3 separate regions of the Homo sapiens genome follow, and all the other regions are linked to region 3. Evidence: chromatin loops called from intact Hi-C (ENCODE). Cell type or tissue: OCI-LY7. All regions are shown on one strand. Each heading gives the region's core, and the rest is flanking DNA. Links, peaks and the distances in the headings are about the cores only. Region 1 has its middle 19 kb from the start of OTUD1. Region 2 has its middle 74 kb from the start of NEBL. Region 3 overlaps PIP4K2A (phosphatidylinositol-5-phosphate 4-kinase type 2 alpha).

Region 1 (10,440 bases), core at 1,975-6,974, 850 kb before region 3:
GGAGATAGCTGGGTATAGAATCAAGGATTATAAATCATTTTCCCTGAACATTTTGCAAAGGATTGTTCCATGGTCTTCTGGCTATAATGTTTCTGTTGAGAAGTCTGATGCCATTGTTTTTCTTAAGGTTCTGGATATGACTTATTTTTCCTCTCTGAAAGCTTTGAGACTATTTTTTCTATCCCTAGTACTCTAAAATTCCTAGTTGAAAGCATGAGTCTTTTTGCATTCCTTGGGCTGCCACATCCAGTTGTGTAGGTTGTGCACTGCATCACTTTAGGGAGCCCTATTCCCATCTTAGTCCATAGATACAACTTGGATGACTGCACAAGATGGCCTTGTGGACATTCTGTGGGACCTTACAATCTGAAGATGACTGTCATTGAGCTCTCAGAAATCTTTTGCCCAATCCTTCCTCTCAACCAATTTTTTTTTTTTTTTTTTTTTTTTAGAGACACGGTTTCACCCAGGCTGGAGTGCAGTGATGCAATCTCTGCTCACTGCAACCTCTACCTCCTGGGTTCAAGCAATTCTCCTGCCTCAGCCTCCCGAGTAGCTGGGATTACAGGTGTGCACCACCAAGCCCAGCTAATTTTTGTATTTTTAGTAGAGATGGGGTTTTGTCACGTTGGCTATGCTGGTCTCAAACTCCTGGCCTCAAGTGATCTGCTAGCCTCAGCCTCCCAAAGTGCTGGGATTACAGGCATGAGCCACTGTGACCGGCCTCAACCAGTATATCTATGTTCTATCTCTGAAACACTTTAGTCACAAACTGGACTTCCCAGATTAATCTCCTCATTTTCTTATTTTGTCTCTATTTTCCATTCCTTGTTTCTTATTCCACTTTCTGAGAGATTTCCTCCACTTTATCTTCCAACCTTCTACTGAATATTTAACTTCAGCTATGCTATTTTTAATTTACGGAATTCATTTTTAAAAATAGAATTGTATTCGCCAGGATCCAAGATCTTCTCTTGTTTCTCTGAAGATGTCAATTAGAGGTTTGTTTACTTTTTTCTTTTTTTAGATTTTCTTCCATTCCCTGTATTCTTTCTGTTTCCTTTCTCTTTCCTGTCCACTAGCTGTTTCTTTTTTATTGGTTTTTGTCTCTCTTTTGTTTTAGAGATGATATAAATGCCTCATGATTCATGGCACTGATATTTCAGAGAGGGGCACTGAAAAGCTGATTGGAAACTGTGTGCGGGGGCAGGGGGCTTCTCCATTGGTGGCTTCACTCTAATTGATCTGGTGTGGCTGTTTTGCTGAGGATCCCAATTGAGAGTCTCTGTGGTCTTTTCTCTTGGTCTGATCTGTTTCCCCAGAAAGAAATCTGCTGAAGACAGAGGAGTCACCTGGCGTCAGCATTCTCAGACTTAAGTAAGGAGAAGTGTTGGGGCATGTGGCCTTACCTTTCAGCATGTAGTTTTTTCACTCAATGCCCAGTTTCAGTGCAGCAGCACATCCTTAGCCCTACACACACAGTCCAAAAGGTCAGAGTCTGTCTGGTTCTGCTAGAATAGGGAGGCTATTGTCATCCTGCTGTGTAGCCTAGGCAAAGGCATCCAAGGGCTTAACTATGTCTCCAAATTCCATTAACCTCAAGTGTACTGTCACCACCATGGGCAACCAAGAGCTTCCAGTTCTTTGCTGTCTCTGGGATTCTGCAGAACGAGGCTGCTTCTGGCTGTTCCCTGAGTCTGGTGGCTTTTTCAGCCCTTTGGTCTGCTATTAATAAGTCGTGTGCCACTCCTTCCAGTTTCCACATTTTATTTTATTATTGTCATCTCTTTCCTCATTTTTTTGTCCTTGTGGGATTATGATTTTTTTCCACCATTTTTTGGAAAGTATTTTGGGAAGTTGAGGTGGAAAACATATGTTGAATATACCATTATTTAAAACCTAATATTCTTTCTATACTTCAAAAAAACATATGGGAGGTCTATGGTGTGCTAGTCACTTAAACTCTCCTCTTCCTCATTTATATGTCACAACAATGTAGCACCTACCTTATGGGATTATCCTGAGAATTAAATGAGGAAAAGCTGGTGAAGCACTGAAGTTTATTATAATTGTGAAAACAATGGAAAATGAAGAGGTTCACAACATGCTGACCCAAAATATGCCACTTTGGTAGATTGATTATTTTGAGCTAAAAGAAACTGAAAATCAAGAAATGCAGGAAAAGCTCTTTACCTCCCACTCAACTACATAAAATAAACCATAAATTTCCGGTTTAATAAAGGACATTTACAATTATAAAATATCTATACCAGGAGGAGAGCTATGCTGAGGCAACTTTGATCACCTGAGAGACTTATCTGCATAATAAGACAGGCTTTGTTCACCAAACATTTTCTCCCTTCACCTTCCCACAATTTGTCTCCACCACCCTCATGCCCCAAACTTTTATTTCTTTCTGTAGCTCAGGATGATTTATGCATCTCAATCATCTGGCCACCCCCTTGAGTCTAATTTTTGTGGGACTCCCATACATATGTATGTAATTAAAATTGTTTTTCTACCATTAATCTGTTTTATGTCAACTTGATTTATAGACCAGCCAAAGAACCTATAATGGTAGAAGAAAGCATTTTTCCTCCCCTGTAGGACCAAACAATACATGGCAAACAGCATGGCAAAGCCACAGGAAAGATAACATTCTCTGGGATTAATAAATAACAACAGTTCTCAAAGTGTGGTCCTGGGACTCACAGCATGATCAGCACCTGGAAGTTTGTTAGAAATGCAGATTCTTGGCCAGCCACAGTAGCTCACACCTGTGAGCTACTTTGGGCCGAGACAGATCACTTGAGGTCAGGAGTTCGAGACCCGCCTTGCCAACGTGGTGAAACCCTACCTCTACTAAAAATACAAAAATTAGCTGGGTGCTGTGGCACTTGCCTGTAGTCCCAGCTACTCAGGAGGCTGAGGAAGGAGAATTACTTGAACCTGGGTGGCGGAGGCTGTAGTGAGCCGAGATTGCACCACTATACTCCAGCCTGGATGACAGAGTGAAACTTCATTTCCAAACAAACAAAAACAAAAAACAAAACAAAAACAGAAATTCAGATTCTTGGGCCAACCTCAGACCTACCACAACAGAAACTCTAGAGGTGTGGTCCTGCAATCTGTCCTGTAACAAGCAGTTCAGGTGATTCTGATGCCTGCTAAAGTCTGGGAAATGCTGATATAGAGACAAGGAAATGAACTCCTTCATTCCAGGTTGCTGGTTAGGGACCACCCTCAATCGCTGGATATGTTTTGCATGCTAGGAAGAATAAGAACAACATTTAAATAAAAGCAGAGACATGTGGAGAGGTAACCCAGCGAAGAGATGGACTTGGAACATGGAAGACCTGTGTCTTAGCCTGTTTTGCTTTGCTATAAAGGAATACCTGAAGCTGGTAATGTATAAAGAAAAGAGGTTTGTCTCATGGATCTGCAGGCTGTACAGAAAGCACACCAACAGCACCTGCTTCTGTCAAGGACCCAGGAAGCTTCCACTCATGGCAGAAGGTGAGGGGGTGGCAGGGGTGTCACATGGCAGAGAGGAAGCAATAGAGGGGAGGGAGGTGCCAGGCTCTTTTCAACAATCAGATCTCTTAGATGTACATATTTCAGTGTGCAAAACAATAAAAAATTTAAAAAGACAAAAGAAAAAACAATCAGATCTCATGGGAACTAACAGAGTGAGAACTCACTTGCATGAGATTGACACCAAGCCATTTATGAGGGATCTGCCCCTGTGACCCAGACACCTCCCACTGTAATCGCCCAAGGGGTTCACCTTGCCCGCTGCCTAGACAGAGCTGATTCATCAAGACAAGGGAATTGCAATCGACAAAGAATAATTCACGCAGAGCCAGCTGTGCAGGAGACCGGAGTTTATTATCACTCAAATCGGTCTCCCAGAGCATTAGGGGAGCAGAGTTTTTAAGGATAACTTGGTGGGTGGGGGGAAGCCAGTGAGCCAGGAGTGCTGACTGGTCAGAGATGAAATCATAGGGAGTCGGAGCTGTTTTCTTGTGCTCAGTTAGTTCCTGGGTGGGGGCCACAAGATCAGATGAGCCAGTTTATTGATCTGGGTGGGGCCAGCTGATCCATCAAGTGCAGGGTCTGCAAAATATCTCAAGGGCTGGTCTTAGAAGCACTTTAGGGAGGGTCAGAATCTTGTAGCCTCCAGCTGCATGACTCCTAAACAATAGTTTCTAATTTTGTGTCTAATGTTAATCTTACGAAGGCAATCTAGTCCCCAGGCAAGAAGGAAGTCTGCTTTGGGAAAGCGCTATTACCGTCTTTGTTTAAATTATAAACTAACTTTCTCCCAAAGTTAGTTCAGCCTACGCCCAGGAATGAACAAGGACAGCTTGGAAGTTAGAAGCAAGATGGAGTCAGTTAAGTTAGATCGCTCACTGTCTCAGTCATAGTTTCGCAAAGGCGGTTTCACCACTAGGCCTCACCTGCAACATTTTGGGATCAAATTTCAACAGGAGATTTGGAGGGGACAGATACTCAAACTACATCAACCTGATTCTAAGCCCTGAGGTCTTGGTTTCTGTAGTTTTCTCTTCCACTCTGTAAGCTATGCTAGGATCCCACTCAGCAACTTGGATCAATAGATTTCCAATCCTTATTTTGTTTGTTCTTACAAAGCCAGTTTCCATGAAGTTTCTGGCATTTGCACCCTAAAGAATTCTGAATAATTCCCCACTCTTCATCTTTAAGAAGCAGAGTGAAGCTGACCTTCCCCATAATGTTGTCTTCAGTAGCATTGGAGAGGTGGCCAAGGGCAGCTCTTAGGACCTGGCAATTGGCTCTTCCCCTGGAAGGTTCTACAATGCTCAGAATTCACTATCTTCTCTGCATATATATACATGTGTAAATATGGACTTATTTACATGCACAAGAATCAAATTGAATAAATTTATTTCATCTTGGTATTTCTCATCCGATGAAGACATCCATGTTCATGAAACCACCACACAGGGTTGGCAAGAATTGCACTCAGGGTTCTGGACGGAAATATAGTTATAATTAAGCATTCATCAGACTGCACTCTGGCTCACTTCCTTGTTGCTAAAAGTCACGTACCACTGGATCCTGACCATCTGCAACCCTGTTGTTTTTATAGCTAGGATCTCTGACATTAGGGTCATAAGACTGTAAGAATTGATTTGTATCCCCATTGTTCCTATACACAGGATCTCTGACATTAGAATCATAAGGCTTTTGTTTAAGGATTGCTTAAGATGTTTTTCAGATCCATGAATTTCGGCAACCAATTTGAAGACTCACACAGAGGAATGGAATCAGCATGAGAATACAACTTCCTCATCTCCCTGTTCCATGACGCCCTGTGTTCTTCAACCCATCAATGATCCCCACACTTTGGCCCACTCCAAAACCCTTAGAAACTCTAACCCCAAATTCCTTGGGGAGACAGACTTGAGGTTTCTCCCCATCTCTTGGTTCACTGACCCTATGATTAAACCTGTTTCTCTGCTGCAACCCAGTGTCTTGATGTATTGACTTGCTGTATGTATCAGGCAACAAACCTGTCAGGCCTCTGAGCCCAAGCCAAGCCATCACATCCCCTGTGACTTGCACGTATACATCCAGATGGCCTGAAGTAACTGAAGATCCACAAAAGAAGTAAAAATAGCCTTAACTGATGACATTCCACCATTGTGATTTGTTCCTGCCCCACCCTAACTGATCAATGTACTTTGTAATCTCCCCCACTCTTAAGAAGGTTCTTTGTAATTCTCCCCACTCTTGAGAATGTACTTTGTAAGATCCACCCCTACCCGCAAAACATTGCTCTTAACTTCACTGCCTATCCCAAAACCTACAAGAACTAATGATAATCCACCACCCTTTGCTGACTCTCTTTTCGGACTCAGCCCACCTGCACCCAGGTGAAATAAACAGCCATGTTGCTCACACAAAGCCTGTTTGGTGGTCTCTTCACATGCACGTGCATGAAAAAACCTATTATGGTTATGTTCATACTATTCATAATATTTATGATTTTATGAATTTTCATCATACTTCTTATTCATCTTATCTCTCTTAATACTTCTTATTCATCTTATCTCTCCTAATCTTTCTATATTTCACAGAGAATTTGCTCACCCACTGAGAGTCATAAGGTCTTCCTTAGTTCAAGCTTTCCTAAACCTAGCTGATCATCAAAACCACCTGGGGAGGCTCAAAAATATAATGCCCATTTCCCACTCCAGTGCTAAATCTCATGGGGCCATTCTCTGTGCGCGCGCGCGCGCGCGCGCACACACACACACACACACACACACACACACACACACAGACATCCATACCCTAGTGAAACTAATGGTCTCTATCTATGAGGGTTTTCATTGCCCTGAAAATTATAATGTTTTCTTAATACCAAGAATATCATCATATCCTTCCTTTTGGCAGTGAAATGTGAAAAACGAGTATTTATTTGTCCTAAGAGTAATGTAGGAGGCTAAACATGCCATCCCAAATCCTCTTTAACATAAAGATAATTTTGAGCTGATTATTTTGAGAAACAGCAAACACAGAGAAGCTCTGAGGACAGAGCATAAGGTTTTTTTTGTAAGGGGAATTTACATCTATAACGGGAATCTCCATTTTAAGGGTGCCTCTCTCTCTGTACCAGGAGGAGAAGGATAACTCTTGTCAATGGAGAATGCACTGCCTTAAATCTGCATAACAAATCTTACCCTTGTTTACTATACCTTTCCTGGTCACCTTCCCAAAACTTGCCTCCCCTGCTCAGAGGCCCCAAATCACTTTTCCTTTGTCGGTATTATTAAAAGAAAAACTTCAGACAAATTAAATTTAAAAGAGATTGATTGAGTAAAGAATGATTCCCCAGTTGGGCAGCTCCGAGAACCAGAATAGGTTCAGAGCAACTCTGTTTGCTGTCACATGGTGGGATAATATTTATGGACAGAAAAAGGAAAGTGACATACAGAAAATGGAAATGAGGTACAAAAACAGCCACGTTAGTTACAACGTATTTGTCTTATTTGAGCATGGTTTGAACAATTGGCCATCAGTGATTGGCCAAAACTCTGTGATTGGCTCAAGAGTAGGTTACAGTCTGTTTACACATCCAGTTAGGTTACAGTTCCCTATTTTTGGAGAACTTTTAGTCCAAAGTTAAAAAATAAAAGGAGGCAGCTTTAACATAATTTAACCATATATAAGCCTAAATTCTATTTTTTTGTTTTTGTTTTGTTTTTTTTTAGATGGAGTCTCACCGTGTCACCCAGGCTGGAGTGGAGTGGCAGGATCTCGGCTCACTGCAACCTCCACCTCCTGGTTTCAAGAGATTCTCCAGCCTCAGCCTCCTGAGTAGCTGGGACTGTAGGTGCATGCCACCATGCCCAGCTAATTTTTGTATTTTTAGTAGAGATGGGTTTTCACCATGTTAGCCAGGATGGTTTCGATCTCCTGACCTCATGATCCTCCCACCTCAGCCTCCCAAAGTGCTGGGATTACAGGCATGAACCACCGCACCTGGCCCTATAAGCCTAAATTCTAAACACTCCTTTGAGTTACTCATTTCTGGGTATTTCCTTGTGTTACATGTGCAAATACACATGTTGTTACCAGTGGCAAATCCAACAGGTCTACAGCGAACTCAATCCTTGCCTCCTTGGAGGAAAGAATTCAGCCACAGGGCAGAAGTAGTTTCAAGGCAGAGGGAGAAACTGAGGCAAGTTTTAGAACAGGAGTGAGAGTTTATTGTAAACTTTTAGAGCAGGAATTCAAGGAAGTAAATTTCAACTTGGAAGAGGGCCAAGACAGTGACTTGATTGATCCAAGTGCCCCATCCAGCCCTTGACTTGAGATTTTATACACTGGCATTTTCATTTCTCCTCCCCTGATTTTTCCCTTGGGGTGGGCTGTCTGCATATGCAGTGGCCTGCCAGCACTTGGGAAGGGCCACATGCACGGTGTGTTTACTAAAGTTGTGCACATGTTCATTCCAGGTATTTTTCTCTTAGCAGTTAACAGTTGAGCATTCCTAGAGGAAGGTCATATACCAGCTGAACTTTGCCATTTTGCCTCTTAGTGTGCATGTGTGAGCCCACTAATCCAACTTCTGAGATCTTATCTGGAAGCAGCTCATCATCAGCTTCAGGTGTGTTCTGTCTACTGGGAGACTGTCTTCCCTGGCACTGGCTGTGACCAAGTGTTATTTTAGAGAGACAGTTTAACAATGGCCTGACCATCACCTGTGGTCACCTGACACTCCTAGGGCGTGGGGGTGGGTGGCTCTCCTGTCCTGCTCATGTCTGCCTAACTACCTACTCTAACTATGTTAACAAATTTCACTTGGTTTTCCTCTTATTAATCTCTTTTGTTACAAAGACTCAGCCAGGAATCCAGAAGGATGAAAGGAAGAAAGATTTTTCTTCTCTTCTAGTGACAAAATTAAAGCTGAGTTTTTGTCAACCTAAAAGGAAGAGGCTGTGGCACGAGACATAATTTAACGAGTTTTCTTGAGTCAAAATGAGGACAGTTGCCTGGAAAACTCAAAACCAAGTAACCTTGGATATCAGCTCATTGGGCCTTTGTTAGAAACAAGATTTTAAAAGCAAAAAAGGGGAATAGGCCAGGTGCTGTGGCTCATGCCTGTAACCCCAGAACTTTGGGGAGGCTGAGATGAGAGGATCACTTGAGGCCAGAAGTTTGACACCAGCTTAGGCAACATAACAAGAACCTATTTCTACAAAAATAATAAGCACAATCTTAATAATAAAATTACCCAGGCATGGTGGTGCATGCCTGTAGTCACAGATACTTGGGTGGCTGAGACAGAAGGATCATTCAAGCCCAGGAGTTCAAGGCTGCAGTGAGCTATGATCACGCCACTGCACTTCAGCCTGAGTGACAGAGTAAGACCCTGCCTCTTAAACAAAAAAAAAAACAAAAGTGTCCATTCTAAACATGGTTTTTTGTTTTTTTTTTAAATCATTTCAACTTTTATTTTAGATTCAGGCAGTACATGTGCAGGTTTGTTACATGGGTACATTACATGATGCTGCAGTTTGGGTATAAACAATCCCTCATCCAAGTAGTGAGCACAGCACCCAGTATTTAGTTAGTCAACTCTTGCCTCTCCCTCTCCCTCCCCACCAGTGGTCCCCAGTGTCTGCTGTCACCATCTTTATGTCCATGAGTACCCAACATTTAGCCTCCACGTATAAGTGCAAACATGCGGTGTTTGGTTTTCTGTTCTTGCACTAAACATGGTTTTGATATTTTTAGGCCAGTTGAAACTATCAATAAAGGAAAATATAAATAAATGTTCAAAATGGAAACTTGTCAATACTGTTTTCAAAAGTACCTATAATTTTCATATTTTGAAATAAAATCTTGATATTAAATACACCATTGCAAAAATATTGAGATAAAATATTTGCATGAATAAAGAAAAGCAAAACCTATTAATACATAATGATAAAGTACTATGCCAGCGTTAAAATAAAAACTTGAGACAAATTAAATCAACAGAGCTTAACTGAGCAAAGAATGATTCATGAAGGGGGCAGGCCCCAAAATCAGAACATGTTCAGAAAGACTCTGTCATTACAACCAACAAGTAGTCAAACAACATTAATGCACAGAGAAAAGGAAATGAGGTACAGAAACAGCTCCATTGGTTGCAACTCAGTGCAGCCTTATTTGAACCTGGTTTAAACAGTTAACCACCTACGATTGGCTGAAGCTCGGCTGCTCTGATTGGCTGAGACTCAGCTATTTGTTACAAAACCATACTTATAAATTAGGCTTTCGATTTGTTTACATACTGAGTTAGACTGCAGTTTGTTATACAGAACTGGTATGGAGGCCTCTAAAGCCGAAATTTAGTTTGATTTAACACCAGTCTAACAATCAATATTAAAAGTAATCTGAAATTAGAATAACCATAAAACAGAAGCTCAGGATTAACCTGAAGGCAAAGCTATAAACCAGGTTAAAAGCATATAAATTAGTCTTGTAATTCTAAAGATAATAATTATAGAAGTAGCTGACATTTACTGAATGCTAACTCTACGCTTGACATGTATTCATTATAATGTTATCTCTAATACAATCTTTATAATCACCCTCTGAAATGGAGTTTCAATAACTATTTCCATTATTCAAATGATGAAGCTGGGTTAAAGATATTAACTAACTTACCTAAGTTAGATAAGTCCATACTTACCTAACTTACATGTACTCGTACAGTGTATACCTAATACAAGTATGGGCCGGGCACGTTGGCTCATGCCTGTAATCCTAGCATTTGGGGAGGCCGAGGCAGGCAGATCACATGAGGTCAGGAGTTTGAAACCAGCCTGGGCAACATGGTGAAAACCTGGCTCCATTAAAAATACAAAAAAAAAATTAGCTGGGCGTGGTGGCGGATGCCTG
Region 2 (10,440 bases), core at 3,148-8,147, 1.6 Mb after region 3:
GGTGGAACAATTTATGTTCTTTTGGGTATGTACCTAGTATGGGATTGTTGGGTCGAATGGTAATTCTATTTTTCAGTTCTTTGAGAAATCTCCAAACTTTTTTTTTTTTTTTTTAATATAGAGTCTCAGTCGCCCAGGCTGGAGTGCAGTGGTGTGATCTCGGCTCACTGCCAACTTCTGCCTCCTGGGTGCAAACGATTCTCCTGCCTCAGCCTCCCAAGTAGCTGGGATTACAGGTGCCCGCCACCATGCTCAGCTAATTTTTTTTTTTGTATTTTTAGTAGAGATGGGGTTTCACCATGTTGGCTAGGCTGGTCTTGAACTCCTGACCTCAAGTGATTTGCCTCCCTTGGCCTCCCAAAGTGCTGGGATTACAGGTGTGAGCCACCATACCCAGCTGAAATCTCCAAACTTGGAAGCATATTTTTGTCATAGATTTTTCACAATACAGGCAGTGATTTGATGAGTATTGCTCATTGGCTTGTCATATTGTCCACTGGATGGGGTCAGTAGGGCCTCTGATTAATTAGGTTTAAGTTTCTCAGAGCCCCTTCTTTTTGTTTTTCTTGACTGATTAAATAACACCTCTATCTAAATCTCTTTACAGCCCACATATATATCTATATGGACACATAGATTTCCTTTGGCAGCTACCTCAGCAGAAAATTCCTCATTTTGCTAGTGCTAGGTTGGGCAGTAGTTACCTCGTGAATGGTTAACATGTCCAAGAGATGCTGGAGTTGGAGGCAGGCTTCCAGTCTTTTGCCACCTTGTTTTGTAAAGTTATGTAATGACTGTAGGTATTCAAGTGTAACTCATCTTGACGTGGGTTTCGTTATACTCTGAAAGAACAATTCAAAGAAATAACAAATTTACATTCAGGGTAGTTTTGTTTGAGTTTATTTAAAGAAATGAAACATACACAATCCCTATAATAGCTCTTGCTACTGATGTATTGATGGTGCTGACAAAGAGAAAACTCGGACCAGATGGTTTCCACATAGTGGAACCACCTGGCTCATTGGCAATGCCAACTTATTGCTGTTTCTCAAATAGCTGTACTCTCATGAACTATGAAATGTAGGAGTGAGCCATTCATGGGCCCAAGCAGAATGACATTCCAAAATTAGGATTCTTAAGAGAAGTCGAAACACTTATCCATGTCAACCTCAAACTGGCCCCTCTTTCCCACTTCTAGTACTTTTAAGATCTTATTTTTAACTCTTTCTCTTTGTAATTATAAAGTCCAGTTCTTTATATCTACATTACAAAGAAAACAATATGATAGGCTCTTGAGGTATTTATTGTAGAGGAAAAAGAATGGTCCTATGTCATTTTGGGAAACTGACCTAGAACTGGACTTGCTTGGAGCCCGTTAGTGTGTTCAGGCTGAGGGGACCATTTGGAGTCAGCAAAGGACAAATATAATTGTACCTGTAACACCATGGAATTATATCGAATCATGAAACTTGAAACTTCATAGAAATACAATCAAGATAATAGATGAACTGAAGCACAAACTCATGCAATAGTTTTTCTAATTATAATGTTAACAAAGTTTGGGATTTTCTTGAATTATTTAGTATCCATTTTTTTCCTGTTGAAAATTCACGTTAATTTTTAAAAGTCAGACTAGCAAATTAACCTACACACTTTTCTAAGTTGGTGCTTTAAGACTGCAGTTATTTTACAGGTCATTTTAAGTAGTTATCTTAGTTATTTACTCATTTGATGGACACCTACTGAGCATCTAATTGGTAGTATGTGTAACCATTAAAGGTTAATTGGCTAATGTATGTAACATGTAAGAACAATTTAAAAATTATTTCAGATCTTGTTTACATTGTTTAGAATCTAGTCTTTTGAAAAATAATGATATATTTTTATTTAAATTACATTTCAAGGCTGGGTGCAGTGGCTCATGCTTATAGTTCCGGCACTTTGTGAGGTTGAGGTGGACAGATTACTTGCCCACCTCAGGAGTTCGAGAAGCAGCATGGCAAAACCCCATCTTTACGCAAAATACAAAAATTAGCTGGATGTGGTGGAGCATGCCTGTAGTCCCAAGTACTTGAAAGGCTGAGATGGGAGGATCGCTTGAGCCCAAGACGTTGAGGCTGCAGTGAGCCAAGACTGCACCACTGCATTCCAGTCTGGGCAACAGAGTGAGACCCTGTCTAAAAGAAAAAAAAAAAAAAAGAAAAAAAACTAAGCGATGGTCTTTGAAGTTTACGAAGTATTTGAATTGCCATTTTGTAGCATGATAGGATGGGAAGAGCAAAGACTTTGGGGACAGCAGATCTGGGTTTGAATCCTGACTCTACTATTCACAGATGGCAATGCTGGTCCTGGGTTGTAACCACTAAACCACTAAGCCTCAGTTTCTCATATTAGTTAGAATTCTTGGTCACAAGTGATAAAAGTACCCAATGCTCATTAACTTGAACAAAATGAGAATTTTGAGGATACTGGGGTATAAAATCCAAGGGCAGAAGTGTGCCTGCTTGGTCTTCAGGAACAGTGGGAGGTCAGGATTCAAATGCCATCAGACCAGGACTCTTTTTGGCAGATGAACTGCATCTGTTCCTCCACATCTGTGATGGCAAACATGGCTGTTGATAGTTCTAAAGTTTGATGTCTTAGAGTTTTATTCACTAGAGAGAAAGATTCACTCCAGACTTTGGGTTCTAGTTCCTAAATCAAACCTCTTGACTTGGACTGGCTTAGGCCAAATGAGGCCAATCCATGGTGGTTAAAGAAGGAGGTTAAATTAAAAAATGGCACCTCTTGACAAAGTCTACGTGAAGAGAAAGAGGCTCAGGACCATTACTAGAAGGAGGGAGGATTTGGGTAGATCAAATTATAGGTTTCTGATACATTTTTTCTATGTAAAAAAATGGTAGTCTGGGAGCGATGGCTTATGTCTACAATCCTAGCATATTGGGAGACAGATGCAGGAGGATCACTTGAGGCCCGGAATTTGAGACCAGCCTGGGAAATATAGTGTGACCCTGTCTCTACAAAATTGAAGAAAAAATTAGCTGGACATGGTTGCTCATGCCCAAAGTCCTAGCTATGCCGGGGGCTGAGGTGGGAGGATTGCTTGAGCTTAGGAGATTGGAGGCTGCACTGAGCCATGATCATGCCACTGCACTCCATCCTGGGTGACAAAGCAATACTCTGTCTCTTAAAAAAAAAAAAAAAGAAAAAGGTAAAATATCTTTTTTACAAAGTGATTTTGAAGATTAATCAGGATAGTCTGTTAAGTGCCTAGAACAATGTCTGACACCTTATAGGTCTTCAATAAATCATACCTGCTGTTACATAGCAGGGAGACAACATTCCAGCATTTCTTACAACTGACACTGTAATTAATGTGGAGCTCTTACGGTTAGCTAAGAAGCCATAATTCTTCATGTAACTCTTCAACACTTCTAATATATTTATTTTTAATAGTTTCTTTCTTATGGAAGACGTGAATTAGTGCTCTATTTCTAGTTGTAACATAGATTTTTTAAATAACCTGTAAAAAATTCTAGGAGATTTATATTTTAAATGAAATTCAGCAGTAAGGAAATAATCTTTTACATGCTTTGATTAAAATGACTTTTTGAGATCCATGCTGTCTGTCATCCCTTTGTGTCATTTGTATACACACTAAGTATAATGCATTTACATTTTTTTTTTAATTTTTATTTTATTTTTTGAGATGGAGTGTTGCTCTGTCACCAGGCTGGAGTGCAGTGGCGTGATCTTGGCTCACTGCAGCCTCTGCCTCCCGGGTTCAAGCAATTCTCCTGCCTCAGCCTCCCGAGTAGCTGAGACTACAGGTGCGCACTGCCATGCCCAGCTAATTTTTTTTTGTATTTTTAGTAGAGACAGGGTTTCACCATGTTGGCCAGGATGGTCTTGATCTCCTGACCTCATGATCCGCCCACCTTGGCCTTCCAAAGTGCTGGGATTACAGGCATGAGCCACTGCACCTGGCCTATATTGATTTTTAAATTTGTATTTCTTTTTCTCTTTTGCTGTTTACAGAGTTTTTTTCTTCTTTTTTCAGTTTTGTAGAGTGGAAGAATTATGTCTTGTTATAGAAAAACAGTTGGTGTTTGCCTGATCAATAATGCCATTGCAGGTATGAGAGGGAGGTTAGGAACAATTTTAATGACATTATCAATCTACATATCTAGAAACATTGAGGAATAATCTGTCACTTTTATCAGCTGTGACGAGACTTTGAGATTTAGGACAGGTTATTTTCACTTTCATGACTGTTTTGTGTTAGTTCACTTTGTTTATATTTGCTTGATTCTGGGTTTATCCTGTTTCTTTAAGCTAGTTAGGATGTAGCTTTTCTTTTCTGAATGACTCATTTCCTAATTAGTTATTTTCTAACTGGAAATTACTTATTTCGTAATACTTTATAATTCAGAATATGTACACAGGACTATTCCCTGTTGTGATTTCTTATTCTCTCCTTATTTTAACCTTGTGTGGTACCTTCTGGTTCAAAGTAATTTCAATAATATTCTATTCTATGGCTGGGCGTGGTGGCTCACGCCTGTAATCCCAGCACTTTGGGAGGCCGAGGCAGGCGGATCACGAGGTCAGGAGATCGAGACCATCCTGGCTAATGCAGTGAAACCTTGTCTCTACTGAAAATACAAAAAATTAGCTGGGTGTGGTGGTGGGCGCCTATAGTCCCAGCTACTAGGGAGGCTGAGGCAGGAGAATGGCGTGAAGCCGGGAGGCAGAGCTTGCATTGAGCCGAGATTGCGCCACTGCACACCAGCCTGGGTGACAGAGTGAGACTCCATCTCAAAAAAAAAAAAAAAAAAATTCTAGGGTTGGGGGAGGGGGGAGGGATAGCATTGGGAGATATACCTAATGCTAGATGACGAGTTAGTGGGTGCAGCGCACCAGCATGGCACATGTATACATATGTAACTAACCTGCACAATGTGCACATGTACCCTAAAACTTAAAGTATAATAAAAAAAAAAAGAAAAAAAAATTCTATTCTGTGTGTGAATTAAGCTATTTATATTTAAAAATTATAATCATATAAAGATGAGACTAAAGGATTAAGAGAACATGTGTTCAGAAGCAAAATTTATCAATTGTCCAAATTATTAAATGCTATTAGTGAAATTCTTAGTGAAAATATGGATTATGTGTACATATTTTAGGCTTCAATTTTCCTTATTAATATAGATATAATATTTTGCCTTGAATTAGTATTTTTGCCAGTGCTACCATTTTGGCAATGGTATTTCCCTGCTAATCTGATCTTTCCTAAAAGAAAACTTAAACCATTTTTGACTTCAACAGAAAGACCTGAAAACACTTTTATTGAAATGTAGGTTGTGTTAAACTTTACCTTGGGAGGTTATTTGTCTCTTTTGTGGCACTACAGGATCCGTTACAGATAATAAATTAACTAATTTTAGGTTATGCAAATCTTTTGGCATCCTATACTAAGAAATATTCAATTGGTTCCACTTTCACTTCTGCTTATTTACAGAATGTTGTTTATGTCTTACTTGTGTTCACTTTGATATTTTTCGCTTTGGCATTTTTTTCCTTGTCAGATAAATTGAAAGATAACATCTGGGGAGATGCTGGGCAGGTGGATGTCAGAGAGACTTCCGCCTTCCATCAGCTCCATGACTTCTGCAAACTTCCTTCATCTGTGAAATGGACCTTAACGTGCATACCTGCTAAGATTTATCTGAAGATGATATATGTACCTTGTAATTATTGTTGCCTTTATTTATTTATATTCTATTAATTTTTTTTTTTTAAGATGAGGTCTCGCTCTGTTTTCCAGGCTGGAGTGCAGTGGCATGATCACAGCTCACTGCAGCCTTCACCTCACAGGCTCAAGCAATCCTCACACCTCAGAGGCCTCCTGAGTAGCTGGGACCACAGGCATGTGCCACCATGTCCAGCTAATTTTTTTTTTTGGTGGGGGGAGCAGAGACAAGGTCTCACTGTGTTGCCCAGGCTGGTCTTGAACTCCTGGGCTCAAGTGATCCTCTTGCCTTGGCCTCCCAAAGTGCTGGGATTACAGATGTGAGCCACTGTGCCCAGCCTATTTGTATTCTTTTTTTGATCCAAAAAGGACTGAAGGAGCTCCTAAATGCAGATTGCACAGTCCCTGGCCATGGGGCAGGATGTTGAGTTATGATGAGTGAGTGAGTCAACATGTGTGTACAGTAAGGAGTGCTGAGCACATCTTACAGCTTATCCGCTGGGCTTCCCATCCTCGCTCTGCTCACACAATAATGTAAAACACTCATTACTATGCTTGGAACACAGGAGCCACTTACTAGATGTCAGGCAGTAGTATTATCTCATTTAATTCTCACAAAAGTGCTCTCAATATTGTACTAAAATTACGCATATTTTGTATATGAGGAAACTGAATCTCAGAGATACTAAGTAACTTGCCTAAGGTCACACAGCTAATATGGTGGAGTCAGGGCCCAAGACAAGTTTGTGTAATTTCTGAGGCTATATTTTTAAACACTAAGCTACACTTGAGTGTCTTAGGGGTAATTTTTAATTATCTTAACTGATTGAGAAATTGAAAGGTGCTTTTTGGGGCCAGGCACGGTGGCTCACACCTGGAATCTCAGCACTTTGGGAAGCCAAGGAGGACAGATCACTTGAGGTCAGGAGTTTGAGACCAGCCTGGCAACATGGCAAAACCCTGTCTCTACTAAAAATTCAAAAATTAGCTCAGTGTGGTGGTGTACGCCTGTAATCCCAGCTACTGAGGAGGCTGAGGCACAAGAATTGCTTGAATCTGGGAGGCAGTGGTTGCAGTGAATCAAGATTGTGCCACTGCACTCCAACCTGGGTGACAGAGAGAGACTCTGTCTCAAAAAAAAAAAAAAAAAAAGAAAAGAAAAAAAGTCATTTTTAATGTATTTAGCATTTTTGTTTAGAATAAAAAAAATTTCATTTTTTTTTTTTTAAGTAAAAGAACCCCAAATCTGGTAAAGTTGGATTGTGAATATACATGGAAAACTGACAAAACAGTAAATATCACTAAGAGCCTCTGGGAATGCAGTGGAAGTTTAATTGAAAGCTTAGAAATCTATGGACATGATTTTTAATGCTTTTTAATTATGTTTAAAAAGGTAATTATAATTTTAATTTTATTTAATTAACCATAGATTTACAAATTATGAGATTAATTTATAAAAAAGCAAATTTACTTTTGAGCTCATTCCTTTGACTTAACATTTGCTAAAATTAACTTCACCTTAAAAAAAACTCTTAATCAGATTTTCCTTTCGACTGTTTAATTCCCGTCTAACATTGTGAGATTAATCAATTTTCTGCATTTTAGACCTTAAACGTACAAAACTAGATAGTAATCAATCATGAAATGGTTATTAAGCTTTTAATCTATGCTTAGCACCTGCTTAGCACCAAACAAAGTGCAGTGAGAGAGAAAGAAGCATGTGGTCTACATTTTCTAGTACCTTAAAATCTGTGGAAAGATATAAGATGATGATGAACTATACAAGAACTATACATAATTGAGCACTAAATTTTGCAGATCAAATTAAGAATTTTGCATGTAGTTTTAAAATATTGCGACCCTCACCATCTCCCTTTAAAGAAATGTGGAGTATCTATCATGTCGTGAAAGGTAATGAAATTAGTCATGGATTTCATTGTATCAGAAATGTATGAAATAAAGAACAGAATAATGCGAATCAGTAATACATGTGCCTGAGATTTTAGGCTTCTGTTAAACATATTCTGACAAGCTGCATTAAAGCAAATACTGTTCTCCTCCTATATATACCTTCCGTCCTTGCATAGTTCTCACTGCACTTGTCTATCGTGATACATGCGACGCATCCCCTTGAACTTCTATGATTCCTCCCTCCTCCATATTTATGTATGTATTTAATTATTTTAGAGATGGGGTCTTGCTCTGTTGCCCAGGCTGGAGTGCAATGGTGTGAACATAGCTCACTGCAGCCTTGAACTTCTGGGCTGAGGTATTCCTCCTGTCTCAGCTTCCCTAGTAGCTGGGACTATGGGTATGTACCACCATGCCTGGCTGATTTTAATTTTTTTTTTTTTTTAAGAGATGGGGCCTTGCTATGTTGCCTAGGCTAGTCTCAAACTCCACGCCTCAAGCAATCTTCCTGCCTCAGCCTCCCAAAGTCCTGCAATTGCAGGCAGGAGCCACGGTGCCTGGCCCTAATCCATATTTGGAATCCCTTTAACACCACCCTTTTACACTCTCTCAATGCAATTTTTCCTACCTTCTTGCTTCAAGTCTGTGTTTGCTGGTGTAAACAGCCTCACTAAGATGAAGAAACTCAGAGTGGCCGATTTAACTTTCTGCAGATGGTGGATACCCATTGACTAGCTCACCTGCCATTTACGAAAAAACCCAAGTCTTTGGCTGACTGAAAATATCAACTGAATTACTGGTTATAATACTCATTTTCTCTTCTCCCACTCATGTTTTTTGTCTAATCTCTGGGTTCCTCAGTTTCTGCATCAGGACTTTTAAAACTGCGTCCCTGCTTTCTTTGAAAATATTCTTATCGTGAGATAGTTGATCAACACAAAAGATTATATATAATGTGTACATGCAAGTTTTGTAGGGTGATAGTAAAAAGATAACGTGTGAATTCGCCATCAAATGTAAGAACTAGAACATCACCAGTAACAGGGAAGCTCCCTGTACATTTTTTCACCAGCAGGTCTTGTCACCACTCCCCTGAAAGTTGTTATCAAGCCCCCTCCCACCATACATTCACCAGTATGCACTTGTTTTTTTTTTTTTGAGATGGAGTCTCGCTCTGTCACCCAGGCTGGAGTGCAGCAGTGTGATATCAGCTCACTGCAACCTCCGCCTCCCAGGTTCAAGTGATTCTCCTGCCTCAGCCTCCCGAGTAGCTGGGACTACAGGGGTGTACCATCACACCCGGCTAATTTTTGTATTTTGAGTACAGCTAGGGTTTGGCCATGTTGGCCAGGCTGGTCTCAAACTCCTGACCTCAAGTGATCCACCTGCCCCGGCCTCCCAAAGTGCTGGGATCACAGGCGTGAGCCACCATGCCCAGCCCTGTGTCTACATTTCTTGCTTTTTCCTCCCCTCAGCGTAATGTTTCTGAGACTCATCCACATAGATCCATGATTCACTTATTTTAACTCTTAAATAATATTACATTGGATTTATTCATTCTCATGTGGATGGATATTTAGGTTGTTTCCTATTTTTTTTTTTCTTTGAAAATAGAAACAACGTTATTAAGAACATGTTGGTCCAGGTCTCCAGATGCTCTCTCTTTGGAGAGAAGCATGATCTGGTGTAGAGCTGGTGAGCTGTAGGATGTGCCCATCCTTGAATTCATTGCCAAGTGTTATTTAATCTCCTTTTAACGTGAACTCTCCTTTAACGTGAATCTCCTTTAACGTGAATGGTATGGTCATAAACATACCATTTATGACCTACATAATCTCCAATTAGTGTTATTTAATTGTCATTCAACAATTTACCAGTCTCTGGTCCCAGTTGGCTTCCTTCTTCCTTCATCCGCGATGGCTTTCTGCCTAACAGTGGCCTTTCTCTTTAGTGGATTCCATTGTCTCCATTTACTGATGTTTTATAATAGTAATAATTGCGCTGTTTGCAGCATTTGGGGAAGAGAACTTTTATCTCAGCATTAGTAAATAATTCCATTTGCCACTCTGCCTGTTATTTTGTTTTTCAGAAGTCTTCCTTTTTAGTCACTGTGAGCCTTTTCCTTAAGCTGGTCCAGAACTGCTCCGGTGTCCAGGCTGTCACCCTGCATGAACTTGGGAGAGCTAATTGCTGATGACTTCAAACACAAACTGTCACTAAGGGTGCACACTTTGGCAGAAATGCACATACTTCAGCAGCAAAGGCCGTTTTTAAAATTTAGTGAAAAGAATGAAACTAATATTTGCTGAAGGGTCATATCCTTGCTTGGTATTTTCACATGTTATTTATTTTCACCTTGCAAACATTCATTTAATGTGTAGCATATTGCATATTTTCTTGTTTTATTTTCTGAGGATCAGGAGTGTTAGATAAATAGAACAAATTAAGATCACAGAAAAGAATCGGTTTAAATTCAGGTTTCTTGATTCTTGCTTTAGCGTTCTAATCTATGTTGCAGGAAGTTATATATGTACACATGCATATCATGTTTCTGTGCATACATGCAACATATACACACAGACACGTAGAATGTCAACACATATGACATATATAGAATTTCCATAATATATAGTATTCAATATTTGACATAAGACATTTTGAAGTTACTTCTGAAGGCAAATATGGCAAAGCAAGTTGCCTATTACATGAATTTCTCACATTTGACTTTGAATGCGTTTTCAAAGTGCCTTTCTTCAGTCTTGAAGGGATAAGAC
Region 3 (10,440 bases), core at 2,172-7,171:
AGTAGCTGGGACTACAGGTGCACACCACCACGCCCAGCTAACTTTTGTTATTTTTTTATTTGTTAGAGACGAATTCTGTTGCCTAGGCTGGTCTCAAAGTCCTGGGCTCAAGCAGTCCTCCTGCCTCAGCCTCCCAAATTGCTGGGATTACATATATGAGCTGCTGTGCCCAACTGTATCTACAGATTTATAACGTGCATTAATTGTGGAAAATTCTGAATCATTATTTTTTCAAATATAATCATCTTTTGTTCATCTTCTATTTCTGTATAATTTCTCACAGCTTAAAAAATTCTATATCTGATCATCTTAGTAACTAAAGTCTTGAAAATATTAATTAGTCGTTGCTGTCTCTGTGAGCTCATGTTTGATTGATCTTCATCTGTGGGAAGCCTGGAGGCCTGGCAGGGGTTGCTCTCCTCCGGAGATCATTTACATTTACTTCCACCAGGTGTTGGGGCCACTTTCAAAGGCTTCCTTCAAGGATCTCAGGTTAACGTTGAAGCCTTTGTTGAGCTCCCAGCTTTCGTTTGGCCCAAGTAAGTGTTGAAACTGGCATTTGTCCTCGGAGTCCCTCCTTTCAGGCTTGCTTAATGGTCCCCACACTCCCTGTGGATTAAACTCACTTTGGGGGAAGAAAGGTGTCTTGGAGATTGCCTCTACTGTCTGTGAACCCAGCAATGTGATTAAAAAAAACAAATAGCTCTATCAAGCAGCTCATTCTTTTGTTGTTTGCTTGTTTTGTTTTTGTAACTGAGAATCCTTCAGCGTACCTGCCTTCTATCCTACTGGAAGCATAAATCTTTGACATGGTTTTTATTGCTAGCAACAAGGAAAGTCAACATGCAAAAATAGTTAACGAAGAGAAAGTTCAGGTTTTTCAAAATTGTGTCCAAAGCTGTCCCTTTCATTCACTGGAACTTGATCTTACCCTTTGTCCTTTGGAAACACATCTTTGCTTTTGTTCTTGACTCATGTCCAACCCACCTCCTTCTCTTGTAGTCCTGGGACCACGTGTCTTCTTCCTTCCCTGAATGGAGGTTCTTCTTTTGGTAAATTCATGCCCCACCCCAATCTTTATTTTTAAACTTAGTTCCTGTAAGGGAAGTAAAGAGCACACAGATGAGTTCAATATATAAATCACGTCCATTAATCCAACAAATATTTACGTGAAAAATTTAAAAGCTTTCTTTCTCAGATAACATTTTCTTTACAGAAGGAAGTTGTCCTGGACATGTGACCAAAGGGTCTGTGGGATGAGGTTGTGGAGGGAAGGTAGGGAGAGTGGATGGGCAAGAAGCAGGGACAGGTGGCATGAGGATTGACTCTCCCTCACCACTGCCGTCCGGTGGCCACCATGGACCCAGCATCAGACAGACATAAGAAGTGGGAATGAGGAAGGCAGGAAGAGAGATTATGATGGCAGAGGGAAGGAGGGTGGGTTGGTGGGTGGGAAGAGAAGTTCCTGTGTCCACCATGTTTTTTTTCCCAAGGTACACATTCAAGTCAAGTCCTCCTCACCTGGATAGTAATAACCCATGCTATTTATTTTATATTTTTCCAGATCAATGAACTGAGCCATGTTCAAATCCCTGTTATGTTGATGCCAGATGACTTCAAAGCCTATTCAAAAATAAAGGTGGACAATCACCTTTTTAACAAGTAAGTACAAGTATGACCTTTCATAAGACTAGCGTGGCTGCTAGGAGTACAAGTTTTGTGAATTTTTGTAATCACATAATTTGTCAATGGGTGGGAGTAAAGTTTTGCTGATGAAGTTAATCCTGTGATAAACATAACCATCTGTCATTTTTAGAGAAGCAACAGCAGGCTCTCTGGGATAATATCCTTTGCCATATGGCATATTGTTCTCTATGAATATCTTATACGTTGAAAGTGATATTCTCATTATAATTCAAATTTTTGAAGCTGTAAATTGCTTGGATTTTTGAGCAGTTATGAACCTCTGCTCTTGTACACAGAACTTTGAAAATGATGATTTATGAACAGCAATGACTCCATCTTAGAACAATAAAGACCCAAGGTACATTTTCATAAGGCACAATTAGATGCCATGTTGGGCATTGATAACATTCCTCCTTCATTTGAATGTTGTTTTAGACGTCATTATGAAGCACCTATTATATGTTAGGTGGTCCATTGAGAGCTAGAGATGCAATGATATAGAAGACACGGCCCTGCCCTCAAGGGGCTCAGAGTACAAAAACTGACACATATACAAACTGCTATAGTTCAGTGTGCAAAGTATGATAAGGGAGGGGTGTGTGCATATGTATAATTTAATTTATCTGGTTGTGTGGGAACACAAAGAGGGAAACAATTCTGAATGATTAGGGTGAACCTCAAATCACTCCCATGTGAGGATCATTATGAAATTTTTTTTTGAGACAGGATCTTGCTCTGTTGCTCAGGCTGGTGTGCAGTGGTGAAATTATATCTCACTGCAGTCTCAAATTCCTGGGGTCAAGCAATCCCCCTTCCTGAGCCTTCTGAATAGCTGGGACTACGGGTGCAGGTTACCATGCCCAGCTGATTTTTTAAAAAACTTTTTGTAAAGACAGGGGTCTCACTATGTTCCCCAGGCTGGCCTCAAACTCCTGGCCTCAAGAAATCCTCCCACCTCAGTCTCCCAAAGTGCTGGGATTACAAATGAGTGGTGTAAGCCACCATGCCAGGCCAATTATGAAATTTCTTCAGGGGGCCATTGTCCTTATGTGAAGCTGATGTTAATTTTTCTCATAACAGTGTTTAGAAGCTGACTTTCAGGGAATTTCCTCTAAGCAAATTTAGAATGTGGCATTTATATAAAACAGGCCTTTTAGGGGGGTGAGGGAGTGGCCCTCCTTTCCTCAGCAGTAGCTGAGAGGGAACCTTGCTCCGCTGCCTCTTCCTAACTCACTCTCCCGCCATTGTGCTTTTCCCTCACTGCTCCCCCTGCCTGGCCCGTTCCTTCCCCACCTCTTGTTCTTTGAGGAATGGCTGCAGTGTGTGGCCAGGATTTAAAGAGGTCACATAGTCCAAGCGTGCCTGTGACAAAGGAGACAGACAGACATCCGTCTGGCCCCCTGTGTCTCCTGGATCTTTCTGCGGGTTGTACCTGGTTCTAGGAAGCACACCTGTGCTTTTGGTAGGCAGTGAACTCTGAACCCTTCTTTGGCTACCTGTGGAACTCAGTGGTGGCAGATGCAAGTCTGATTGACTCTCTCTGAGCTTTATTCCACGCTGTGACTGTTTCAGAGAAAACATGCCGAGCCATTTCAAGTTTAAGGAATACTGCCCGATGGTCTTCCGTAACCTGCGGGAGAGGTTTGGAATTGATGATCAAGATTTCCAGGTGAGTTGCGTTTGTAACATTTGCTTCCAGTAGGAAATGGGTTTTGCCATGACTTTTGCTGTGTCAATTGGGATCTGTATTTTTGTCAATAAAAGTATTATATAATAGTAATTTTCATTTTGTGTAAGAAGTTTTTAATGTTCATGCTGAAGTAAAGTGTTCTCTTGATTGGGGACCTCTATACATATGATACCGGTATAAAAGTCAGTAGGAAAATATATTACTTTTCTTTGGAAGGAGACTGAGCATGTGAGGGTTTTATATAATACTCTCATTTCCAGGTGGAAATTAACAGGCTAGCAGAGCTGCCTGTTAATTTCTGCTGTCAGACATGTCAGTAGCCTGTGTGAGTGTGCATGTTTTGTATCTTCGTAGAGGCTACTTAGGACTCTCAGGAATCTTTATCTTGCTGATTTGCTGCTTTTCAAGTTGGTCAGACTCTTGCTGCAGCATTTTTGTCAAAGGGCACCCTTTGTGCACTGCAGTGCTGGACTGTGGAGTGACCATAGCACTGTGGTCAGCACCAGGAACCCAACATCCTGGGCGTGTCCTGTGGTACATCTTCCTCTTCATCTTGATTCCCACCACGTAAAAATGTGCACTGCTGCTCTCCTCCCCACACTGGCCTGGTCCTTCATTCTAACTTTTAAACATCTGTTTTAACTCTTTAAATAACTGTTGAGCCATGATCATTTTTTTCTGAGAAAGGATTTGACATTGGTTACCCAAGTTTCATATAGCGAGCCAGATTCGTAAATGCTAAGGATTTTTTTTAAAAGTGGAAATCCAAGGGACAGGTTGAGTATCCCAATCAGAAAATCTGAAATCCAAAATGCTTCCAAATCGAATATTTTCTGATCATCAACGTGATGCCACAAGTGGAAAATTCCACAGTTAAGTGCTCAACACAGCCTTTGTTTCATGTACACAATTATTTAAAATATTGTATAAAATTACCTTTAGGCTATGTGTATAAGGTGTATATGAAATAGATAAATTTCGTGTTTAGACTTGGGTCCCATCCCCAAGATATCTCATTATCTTTGCAAATATTCTGAAATCTGAAAAAATCTGAAATACGACTGGCTGCAGGCATTTCAAATAAAGGATGCTCAGCATATACTGACTTAAGTCCCTTCAAATCTAGTCCTAATCTGCCCTCAATTTAAGATCTGAATTTATCCTGCATTAAGTGACATATTGCCACCCTGGGTGACTACAGATTGAGTACTGATACAGCTTACCCTGTATTTTCCTCTGAAGAATAGGGTCCCTCAGGCAAACTGAGATAGTTAGCACACTTTCCTAAAGATCTGTGCTCCCACTGCCCTCTCTGTACCATTGCCAAAAATTTCCAGGAATTTTTCATATGTTTACTCAGGCATGAGAGAGGCTGCCATGTTTGGAGAAAGCAGCGCTGACCAGGCTGCCGGTGACATTGTCTCATGATGGCCTGGGGTTGTGGTTTACATGGAGGTCCAGACCCTGAGCTGAGGCTCTGTGTACACAGAAGAGCTGAGGGCTGGCTAGTGGGACAGGAAGGATGTGGTTGCTCATCTGCTATTAAAACTGCGTGGGAGCCAACACTCCTGTTAGGGCGTTTCTTTTTTTTTCTTGATACAAGGTCTTGCTCTGTTGCCCAGGCTGGAGTACAGTGGTGTGATCATAGCTCACTGCAGCCTCAAACTGCTGGGCTCAAGTGATCCTCCGACCTCAGCGTCCAGAGTAGCTAGGACTACAGGTGTGCACCACCATGCCCAGCTAATTTTTTTTTTTTTTTTGGTAGAGATTGGGGTCTCACTATGTTACCCAGGCTGGTCTCAAACTCCTGGCCTCAAGCCGTCCTCCCAGAGCATGAGCCAGTGCACCTGGCCTTGGGGCTTAATTTTTAAGAGAGAACTTAGATCACAATTATGGACTTGAAATTTACTGCTGTAAAAATAATTAACTTTAACAGAAAATTATTAGAATAGTAAAAAGCATTTCTCTGAAGTTAAAATTAATAATTCTGTATCACTTTAGAACCATTACTAAATTTAAAGAGGCCACCTGAAAATGAACTAGGTGCTTTTTTTTTTTTTTTAAAGGAATTAACAGCAGATAGCTTCAGTGTCTTAAGAAAATCTCCTCTGCCTTAAGAAAAGCTGAACACCAGTGTGTTCCTCCTTCTCTCCACGTCCTTTTTTTGTTTGGCTGGGTTTTGTTTTAATAAAACAATTCCACTGGCATTTCACAGAAACTGACTTTTGAGGGCCCATGCATCTATCTTATCTTGTTAGATTCCTCAATTCATTATTGAAATGAAGTCTTTCTATTTCTTGTCATAATCAATTCTGTCAAATGAGATCCAAAATGAACCCATTATGGTCTGAGTTCTGCACTGCAGCAGAGAAAAGTAGTTTTTAAAATTTCCTCAAATGACCAATTTAGTTGCTGAAATGCAAAGACATGAACTGGTTTTCCTTCCCTTTTTTTCGCCCTACAAAGAAAACTACGTAAGTTGATATTGAAGTCAGTACAAATTGCTGAGTACAAACTTTGAAAGAAAATTAGGCAAGTGGAGGATGATTCACAAGTAACTAATTGGCAAGTCCGTTAAACTCTTCACATGAGAGCTCCCTGTTGGGGAGAGTGGTGTGAGTGTGATTAATCATTCGAACACTCCTCCTTTCCTTAGCTCTGCCTGCTGCTTTCTCTTTGGCAACTGTATTTCTATTAAAAAAAGAAAAAAAAGAAAGAAAAAGTGTGTATTCAGAGTCACTTCAGTACTGCAGAGGTATACTCTTCTTCCCTCCTCAGTCGTATATTTCTTTCCCAGTGTCTGTACCTCTTAAAATTCTTCAGTAGGGTCAGGGACCCTGAGTTCCAGCTGAAAACAGGATCGTAAATCTGGGGCTGTATCCCAGTCTTTTGGCTACTTGGTTTGGAAGAAAGGAGGGTCGTTGTGACAGCTCTGGCTCCAGGGTCACCTCGCAGGCCCCTGTATACTGCAGGGATTCAGGCGGCAGGCGGGCAGGGGCCAGGACCTGGGGCTTCAGCTGCCTGGCACATTGTTACTGCCCAGACAGTTCAATCCTCATGCCCAGTTCAAGTAACAGGTATCATTTGGCACATGTGGCGCCAAATGACTAAAAGCAACCTTGTTTTCCTCTCCTGGAGCTTGCCAATGTGCCTTTGCTGAGTAGAGTCTCCCACCGGCCGCCTCTGTCACTCCTGGGTACTGGCTGCTGAAGACTGCGTATATCGGAAAAAAACCAACTCTCTTTCTGAGCTTATCAATGTGAGCTGCTTTTTGAATACTCTTTCCCAACTGACTTGGAAAGTAGGATCAGTGACCTAGGCTCTCATAGTGTTTTGGAGGACACTGGATAGCTGAAGGGGAACAGGCATTGCCTGCTGTGTTTATTTTTCCAAACTGCTTGCATTTTGGACAAGCGGCTCTAAATCAATGTGGTGGTTAGGGGCTCCATCGTCTGGTTTATCTCGTATTCAGACCTTTCCATTCAGCCAAGTGGGTAAATGGTCCCGACTTGTCTTGTTTGTGTGACCACCTTTTTGCTACACCTGAAAAAAGTAGGTATTGGTCTGTGGAGACCACTCTGATTAAAGCAGAGCATGGTTAAGTAGTAACCTATGCAGTTGACCCCTACTGGTGAATTTAAACTTCTTAAAAAGTTTTTAAGATAAATGAAAAGGATAATGAAATGAAAAATGAAAACATTCCTGCTTTCTCAGTAAACATTTGTATCTTTCCTCTGGTTTTGATTTCTGGAATATCTTTTAAAAATGACTTTTCCTTGTTGTTAAAGACAAATTCAAAGAACAATTCTAGAATATCCATTGTTAATAACAGTACCACAGTACCATGTAACATACATATGTAAACCTCTGTGTGTGTGTGTGTGTGTGTGTGTGTGCGTGCGCGCGTGTGTGCTCGCGCATGTGTGTAACCAGTGCTTCTAGATTCAGAACTTTTTCCAATTCATTAGGGCATTTTTAAATTGCATGATAGGTTTGTAATATGCTCAGGGTTGAATCAGTGTGTCATCAAGGTTCTGATCATTGTTTGGCCAGCATGATATCCATCGTCATACTTTAAAGGTGTGTTTCAGGATGAATGCTGCCTGGGAGGCCTGTTCTGTGACTATAGCCGCAGTCCTGTGTCTACCATTACCACTGCCCCCTTAAGCCCTGATCACCCTGAGGTCTGGGATTTCATGCATAATTATCCAGTCAAAGTATTTGTTTGTACCTACCACATGTCAGGCTCTGTGCTAGCCGTTTTAGGGAATGCAGAGAGAAGAAAGGGTGAAGCATCACTTTCTTTAAAAACTATTGCATACCAGATTCTGTATTAGATGCTAACGAGATTTACAGAAACCCAGCATCTTGATTTGTAATGTTCTTCATGAAAATCTGCACCCCTCTTTCCAGTCTCTTATACTCATTTGATCGTCTCTTATGTTTATACCCAGAGAGACTGGAAAGAGGGGTGCAGATTTTCATGAAGAACATTAAACAGCCCTGGGAAGTCAAACGGAGGCTTCAGTTACATTTAGTAGCTGCCAGAGAGGGTTGCCTCCCAGAAACCAAAAAGTTATGCAGGAGGGAGCTGATGCTGTTAAACCTAAATAGACCACACATTTGAAAGTGAGGCCTCTTGTTCACTGTGGAGGATAATACCAGGTTTGCTTTTCCCCTACTGTGACTCCTGAATTAGAATCCCTCATTATTGACATCTGATGCCCTTTCTTCTTTGTGTTTGTAACAGAGAATTCTAATTTTAAAATAATTAATTTTAAGAGCTAACATTTTAAACTTTTGATATTCTTATTTCAAGTTTAGAAATAAAATTCTAAAGTGTTAAGACCTTCAGTGTATACTAAACTTGAAGTGGGGCAGCAGGAATTCTGCCTTTATCTCTAGAATATCAAGTCTATCCTCTGAAACTTTCACTTGTAGATTTCTCACTTTTGACTTTAAACTGCCTGAGGGCAGGAGCAGTGTTTGTGTTTGCTGGCTGCCTGTCACCCGTTGAGCACAATGCTGGGCTCAGCAGGCACTTAAGAAATATTTGCAGTCAGGACAGTGGCCACACCTGTAATCCCAGCTACTCAGGTGGCCAGTGCAGGAGGATCTCTTGAGCCCAGGAGTTCGAGACCAGCCTGGGCAACACAGTGAGACACCATCTCTAAAAACATGAAAAATAAATAAGTAAATAAGAAATACTTGTGAAAGAGAGTGAGGGCTAATGGGGACTTTGAAGAGAAGTGAACTCTCTGGGCCCAAGCGGAAGGCAGGAGAGCCCATGAAATGTGAAGGTATTTGGATGGTGGCAGAATAGTGGGAGATAAAGATGTTAAAATAGCAAGAAACACAAAGACACCAGGGACACTGGGCCGATTCTGCTGCCAGCGAGCAGCCCTGTGGGTTTTGCTCAGGGGAATGGCAATGTCATGACATCTGTATTTTCTTTTCTTTTCTTTTTTCTTTTTCTTTCTTTCTTTTCTTTTCTTTTCTTTTTTTTTTTTTATAGACAGAGTTTCACTCTGTTGCCCAGGCTGGAGTACAGTGGCACAATCTTGGCTCACTGCAGCCTCCCAACTCCTGGGCTCAATCGATCCTGCCACTTCAGCCCCCTGAGTACCTGGGACTACAGGTATGTGCCACTATGCCCAGCTAAGTTTTGTAATTTTTGAAGACACAGGGTTTTGCCATGTTGCCCAGGCTGGTCTCGAACTCCTGGGCTCAAGCGATCCACCCACCTTAGCCTCCCAAAGTACTGGGATTACAGATGTGAGCCACTGCACCCACCCGAGGTCTGTATTTTCTAAAGATAACTGCATTGTAATTTATAGAATGCATAGAAGGGAGATAAGGAAATCAGGAGGCCATGAAATCCCAGTGAGCCAAGCCTCCGTCACCCACCATGTAAAGCACGGAGCAGCTTGAAAAGACATTGAGAGAAGTAAACCCACAGGTTCAGTGGCCAGTGGCAAAGGACAAGAGCCACAGAGGCACTGGGACCTGAAAGCTAAGAGAGCAGGGATGCGGGTCACAGAGGGAGGGATGTTTGGGGCTACAGGTGGATAGAAAGGAAGATGGAGTTGAGTTTTTGACCTGTTGACTTACCGTAGTGGTAGGATACCTGGTGAGGCTTGTGGCCTGCATTGGGCATTCTGGGTCACAACTCTGAATGAGGTTGGAGCAGAGGTCCAGCTGTGGTGAGGATTGGCACAGTCGTGCTTGTGGGACTCCTCCTTGGTCCAACTCTAATGCTCAACCTACACCATCACCCCTGTGCTTGCTCCTCTAATGCCTAAGCACTGTCATTCCTTTATCACTAGTAGTTGCCTGTTGGGTTTGCTCCATTTGTCCTCACAGGTTAGCTGCCCTGGAAGGAAACTCCACCCTGCTCAGAGACGCACTGAGGCTGAGACCCAAGGGAGGCCCCTCTCTGATTGGACAGCCTCTTGATAGACTGGGGGAAGCTCCCTCACAGCCCATCAGGGTCAGCAGGCATTTCTTGCACTGTTTCAAGTCCTGTTTATGAACTGAGCAAATTACTGTTCCTACCACCACCTGCCCCCACCTGGGACCCCAGGCTTCCTGTTAGCCTGTGTTTCCCGCCTCAAACCTGCTTTGGGTTTTGCCTCGTGGCTTTTGACAGAGAGCTGACAGCCAGTCATCCTTGCTACTGGGTGCTTCTCTCCAGGTTAAACGCTGTGTTTACCGTGAGCCTTGGGGACATGTTCCTGGTTTGTTTTTTTTTTTTTTTTTTTTTTTTTTTTTTTTTGAGACAGTCTCGCTCTGTTGCCCAGGCTGGGTCCCTGGTGTTTTAATCATCGTGAAACAGCAGCTGAGATTTAGAAGATGATCTCATGGCACTCTGTGAAGTTTCTGCAACTCTGTTGCTTTCTCTGTTGGTCATTGCCTTTCATTTTTATATTCTTTTTTTCTGATAAGTTGTTTCATTATTGATAAGTGTTAAATTGCACTGTGTCTTGCTCCCCTCTATAATGAAAGCTATTCTTCACTTGAGATCACAGCTTAGATTTTCTTTGAAATTCCCCAAGAGCTTAACA

What was found. A loop is a pair of places that touch in the nucleus more often than their neighbours do. Peaks named below come from ENCODE experiments on the same cell type or tissue, not always from the same donor. Only the 100,000 strongest peaks of a DNase experiment are listed, where the experiment ranks them.
Region 1: it touches region 3 in a loop (5-fold over the local background); 1 of 110 quality-filtered maps calls a loop at or near these places.
Region 2: a loop joins it to region 3, with 4 times the contacts of the local background. A loop is called at or near these places in 1 of 110 quality-filtered maps.

What each region holds. Positions count from the first base shown.
Region 1 is chr10:23,452,854-23,463,293 of GRCh38, reverse strand. No RefSeq gene overlaps it. Among named protein-coding and RNA genes, the nearest start is that of OTUD1, 19 kb to the right of the region's middle. In OCI-LY7, for the core only: no CTCF peak of the experiment used is centred there; a DNase peak (open chromatin) is centred at 5,063.
Region 2 is chr10:20,966,012-20,976,451 of GRCh38, reverse strand. It overlaps a transcript of NEBL not described here. Among named protein-coding and RNA genes, the nearest start is that of NEBL, 74 kb to the right of the region's middle. RefSeq lists an enhancer at 7,614-7,783. In OCI-LY7, for the core only: no CTCF peak of the experiment used is centred there; DNase peaks (open chromatin) are centred at 5,561 and 6,181; H3K4me3 peaks cover 1,293 bases; H3K27ac peaks cover 2,911 bases.
Region 3 is chr10:22,600,842-22,611,281 of GRCh38, reverse strand. PIP4K2A (phosphatidylinositol-5-phosphate 4-kinase type 2 alpha) reads left to right here. Exons shown (of 10, transcript NM_005028.5): 2 at 1,565-1,662; 3 at 3,259-3,355. Among named protein-coding and RNA genes, the nearest start is that of PIP4K2A, 110 kb to the left of the region's middle. RefSeq lists enhancers at 203-737, 6,040-6,189, 9,647-9,806. In OCI-LY7, for the core only: no CTCF peak of the experiment used is centred there; DNase peaks (open chromatin) are centred at 4,891 and 5,841; H3K4me3 peaks cover 1,865 bases; H3K27ac peaks cover 2,118 bases.